Regions from separate parts of the Mus musculus genome. Here region 1 is linked to region 2. The links are chromatin loops, found by intact Hi-C in ENCODE. Cell type or tissue: left cerebral cortex. All regions are shown on one strand.

Evidence for each region. A loop is a pair of places that touch in the nucleus more often than their neighbours do. Peaks named below come from ENCODE experiments on the same cell type or tissue, not always from the same donor. Only the 100,000 strongest peaks of a DNase experiment are listed, where the experiment ranks them.
Region 1: it touches region 2 in a loop (4-fold over the local background); 5 of 42 quality-filtered maps call a loop at or near these places.

The regions. Positions count from the first base shown.
Region 1 is chr14:62,606,919-62,609,418 of GRCm38, reverse strand. It overlaps Fam124a (family with sequence similarity 124, member A), which reads right to left. Exons shown (of 4, transcript NM_001243857.1): 4 at 934-2,500. Among named protein-coding and RNA genes, the nearest start is that of Gm52153, 20 kb to the left of the region's middle. In left cerebral cortex, a CTCF peak has its summit at 1,448; a DNase peak (open chromatin) is centred at 1,419.
Region 2 is chr14:62,554,354-62,556,853 of GRCm38, reverse strand. Fam124a (family with sequence similarity 124, member A) reads right to left here and starts at 1,117. Exons shown (of 4, transcript NM_001243857.1): 1 at 940-1,117. The coding sequence starts at 1,001. In left cerebral cortex, a CTCF peak has its summit at 1,135 (motif pointing left); DNase peaks (open chromatin) are centred at 473, 932, 1,294 and 1,466; H3K4me3 peaks cover 1,637 bases; H3K27ac peaks cover 1,031 bases.

The DNA of each region.
Region 1 (2,500 bases), 53 kb before region 2:
CTGGGCACAGCTGAGGGTGGGGTGGTTTTAGGTCAAGAAGGCAAGAGGTTGGGTCTCAGGAGACAACAGAAAGCTAGCGATAAGATGGTTATTCCCTACATCACTGAACCCACTTTAGAAGAGGGCTAGCTTATGACACCATCTCAGTATTTTTCAGTTGAACAAATCTACGTGTCACCTATTGGACTTCAGTATCTGTCATAAGGTCAGTACTGCTCCAAGAGTCAGGATCCACTGGTGAGCACCGGGTTAGCACAGGGAGAAAGCAAGGTTTTACAGAAGGTAGCTGCTCGGTAGACTCCCTCCATCTCCCATGCCAGTCCAGGGCAGCCTGGGAGTGGACTGCAGCAGGAAAAGGTACTGACAAGCCTCTCTTCTGTGTGGTATCTCTGACGTCTTTTAGGGATCACTCAGCTTGGCCGACGGGACTGTGCTGGGGGGACAGTTCACAGAGGAAAGGGTAGAAATACTGAGACTGGAGTTGGGTTTCAAAGATAATCCTTGTGAGGTTAGCATTCCAAAGCAGGGGTACTGTGGGGAACAAAGGCAGATGCCATCTCAGGGATCCAGGACACTCACCTTTACCTTCCTGTCTCTTGGTGGTGATGCATTGGATCCTGTCCCAGAGGTGTGCCATCACCCTAAGTTATTTTTTTCTCCTTTCTGAGGTTAATATATTTTTTAAAATCACTATCAGCTATTGACTTGGAGTCAAAGTTCTGGGCTGGGGTGAGCCATAGGGGCTTATCATCATCATCATCACCATCACCACCACCACCATCATCATCTTCCCAGCAGAGGCTTGGAAAACCTAAGCTGGAATTGAGCCAATCTTCTACAGCAGTCTGTCTTGAGGGCTCCGCAACTGCCACTTGAGCCGATACTGGCCATAACCTGCTCTTAGAAATGAAGTCTGATTGCAACTCAGCCACTCCCATTCACATATCTTTTATTTTTCATGCTGCAATAGAAGCGATAGCAACACATTTGGATAAAGTTTAAAACATGATGTGACAAACTTTAAAATACTTATCATTTAGCCCTTTCCAGAGGTTGGCTTTTTCAGAGGTTGATCCAGAATCAGGACAGTCCACGTTTTTATTTATTTACACCGAGATGACCTCAGAGTCCTGCAAAGTCCAAAGAGAGAGGCCCAGGCTTTCCTTGTGAGGATGGTGGACCCGAGGCTGATGGACAGTGATGCGTAAGAGAGCTTGAAGGTCCTGCTGGAAAGGCTCCGAGAGTGCATCTGAGCTGGTGTAGGCCCTTCCAGAGAGGAGGCAAGAAGCACCACGCTGGCAGGGAACAGAACACGCCCATGCTTTTCTTTCCCACGATTAAACAGAATCTGGGGATAGTTTGGCATTGATCCCAATGCCAGAAGTTGGCATTTGGTGAGGTGGGGTTGTAAACATAGCCTCACTGGGAGGTCTGGTCACCATTCACACGGTGGCAGCAACGGACAACAGATGGGGAAGCTGGGTGACTGTAGTGTCCGCTCTCCCCAAGGCTCCTGCGCACTAGCTGGAGGCTGGCCCTGTGGGACAGCACCACACACTTTCCTACTTTGGGGCATGGGGCACTGGCTCACATGGACAATCAAAAGGACAGCCAAAAATGTTCCAAGCATTTTAACTGTTTACTGGGCACAGTGCTACAAATTACAAAAGATGGCTCTGGTCATTTATGGAGAGATATATGTAGCCCTTTCGAAACGTGTGCTTTTTAAAGTCAGAGATTCTCCTGCCTGCTTCCCCAGCATACCTCATAACCTGTTATTTGTAACTGCAGGCCATGAATCCCCTTATACAAATCAGTCCAGAAGGGACGGTCTGCAGGCTTGCTTACCAACATGAGTCGGCTGAGGAAGAGTGTGCAAAGGTAGCTTTCATACTCAGAGTATTTTGTAAGTGTGCAAGGCATTGGGTACTCATGCTAAGTCTTTATAAGGCTTGCTAGCCAGTTGTGTGTAGACCCAGATTTTCAAGTGCTGAATGGTTTCAAAGCAAGGCTTTCTGCTGTCTGCTGTAGGTTGCTGGCTGTTCTATGAAGCACCCACCGGAAGCAGCACTTCTGGATTCTACGGTCCTGGGTCCCTGTGTGACAGTGGGCACTAGGAAGGCATGCATTCTGTACTGCACACTGACGTGGGGCCAGTCCCTGGGTGTTCTTTCCCCCTTCAACACTTTGGCCTTAGTTATTTTACTTTCTGAGTGTGAACAATTGTCAAGTCAGCTCTGGCTATGTCTTCTTTTTCAGTTCAAATAATTATATGAGGCATTATACTGTATAATTGAGCATTCAAAAATAGATTTTGTGAGCTAAGTGTGTTGAAAATGTATTTCCATAAAAATGTCAGGTGTTTGTTTCTTCTTCTTCTTCTTCTTCTTCTTCTTCTTCTTCTTCTTCTTCTTCTTCTTCTTCTTCTTCTTCTTCTTCTTCTTCTTCTCCTTCTTCTCCTTCTTCTTCTCCTTCTCTTCCTCCTCCTCCTCTCCCTCCT
Region 2 (2,500 bases):
CCAGATTTAGGGTTGGGCTGGTGGAGAAGGCTGCAAGGAGGGGTGGGGTTGGGAGGCAGGACGAGCTTGAGGGACGCTTTCGTGGGTTAGGTCAGAACATAGGTCCATTCTGGAACTGGCCTCCCTCCCTGTTCTCAGTAGATTGCCAAATCCTAATATTAGTTTGAAACCTCTCCACCTTCCAGGAATTCCGAGGTCTTCTGTAGCCTGGGTAGCCCCTGACCTCTAGCAGGACTTCTCTAGATAGGAAAAGACACACGTTCCTACTGGGGTAGCACTTGTATCCTGGCTGTGGTGCTGACTGTGCACAGGAAAATCCTCTAGATATGGGCTGGGTGGAGACCATCACGGGACATTGGTTTCTGAAAATGCATTCCGTCTTTTGTCCTACTCAGGAAAACTGCTGTTGGGAGAGGACTAATTAGCCTCCAAAGGTTGGAGCTAATTACTGAGTCCATTGAAGCACACAAGACCCCATCACAGCATCCTGTGGGTACTCCAGGCTGGCGGGGTGGAGAGGCCGCTCAGCAGCACAGTATAAGTGAGATATGAAGTCCTCCTAGCCGGCTTCGGAGTCTTTTTCCTGTGCTGGTGTCCCACCCTCTCCACCTGCTTTCCTCCTCAGCAGCCTGGGGCTCCAAAGCTATCAGAGTTGCCTGGCTGGAACAAGTGCAGGCGCATCTCTAGGTGAAGGGGGATAGTGGCTGAACCTGGCACCGTGGGGCCACAGGGCTGCGAGGAACGACGCTGAACCTCGGGTCCCATCACCTAGCAGCCCGGGGTGGGGTTCTTCTCGCCCCTTCCCACCCTGACCCAGGCAACCACAGACCATGCCGCTGGCTCGCAGATACTGCACCCCAACCCCAGGACTGCCTCCCCAGCTCGGGCTCCCGAGCGCAAGTACTGAGCTCCCGCCCCGCCCGGCTGGGCTCAGCTCACCCTCCGGTCTCGGCGCCAGAGTCCACGCAGTCCTCTTCCTCACCGCCCGCCTTCGGGTTCATGGCGCGCGTGCCGTCCGCGCTCCCTCGGCCCCGGGGACCCTCCGAGAGCCTCGTCTCCGGCCTCCGCAACAACCCGGCCCCGCGAGGAAGCCGCTCGCCGCGCCCTCTCGCGGCCGCGCCCTCCCCGCCCTCCGCTCGGCGCTGCGCGGGCGCGCCGGGTGCCACCAGGCGAGGATCCGAGCGGGTGCACGGGATGCGCGCGTGTGCACGAGCGCGAGCGTGAGTGCGGGAGGTGCCGGGGGATGGACTCTCTCCATGAGCGAGGAGTGCAGTGGGCGTGGAGTGCAGTGGGCGTGCAGTATTTATCTTGCAACCCGCCTGGTGCATGCCAGCGCTGTGCGTTCTATAGTGACTGGTGCGGGCCCCATGTATGGAGTCTAGTAGCAAAGCTGCCCTCCCCTGGGTCCACAGTAAAGAGTCTGGAGTCCCCGGGCTTGCCCAGAGATTTTTTTCAGCCCCATTCTGCGAGCAGTACTGGGAAACACCCACCAGCGCAACCAGGGCAGAGTGTGATATCGCCATTTGAGGACCAGTTAAAACACGTGGGTGTTTCTCAGAACTGCAGACGTTGAATTCATTATCGCCTTGCTCACTGACCCAACTTGCTAGAGAATGTATTCTTTTGTTATCTATCTTAAAATAACACGAAGAGTCCTGGGTGTGCTTCCATTCAAAGGGGTCTGGCAGCAAGAGGGTGATGGACATTGACGTTGTTAAACCCAGCCATCCCTTAGGATGGGTTAATAATTGAAGTAGCAGGAAGTCATTTTTCCACTCTAGCCAGTGAGGCAACTTGGGAGCGGCGGCGGTGGTGGGGTAAGAACAACTTAGACTTAATTCTGGTGGTGTTGTCATTAGAAGCAGTGGAAGGCACTTAAGTGTATGTCGTATTCGCTTTTGTAGGGTAGTGCTGAAGACGCAACCTTGAGCATGTTCTGCCAACCAGCTATGACCCTGTCATCTTTTCTTTTCAGACAAGTTATTTAACCTCCTGGAGCCTTAATTTTTTCGCATATTGGGCTACTGCTATCTTCTCTGTCTGTTGTGAGTTACAAGAGATCACGTCTGTGATCGTCCCTGAACCTCCATTTTGAGTTACAAGAGATCATGTCTGTAAAACAGTTTGCGTGTGAGTTCTGCTACATGCCAAGTACTGGTTACGGGAGCTGTCAGTGTCCCAGGTGAAGGCTAGCTACCTGCATGCCCTCTCAACTGGCACAGCGGTGTCACTTCTGTGTGACAAGCTGTGAAGAACAATCCTCTTCCTTCCTTCCTTCCTTCCTTCCTTCCTTCCTTCCTTCCTTCCTTCCTTCCTTCCTTCCCTCCCTCCCTCCCTCCCTCCCTCCCTCCCTCCCTCTCTCTCTCTCTCTCCCTCTCTCTCTCCTGCTCTTCCCACTTTACATATTTGTCATTGCTTTCGGACTCTAATTTTAAACACATTACACAAAAGAGAAGGGCAGTAGACAAAAGCAGAGTAGAAATGCAGTATCGATCAGGAA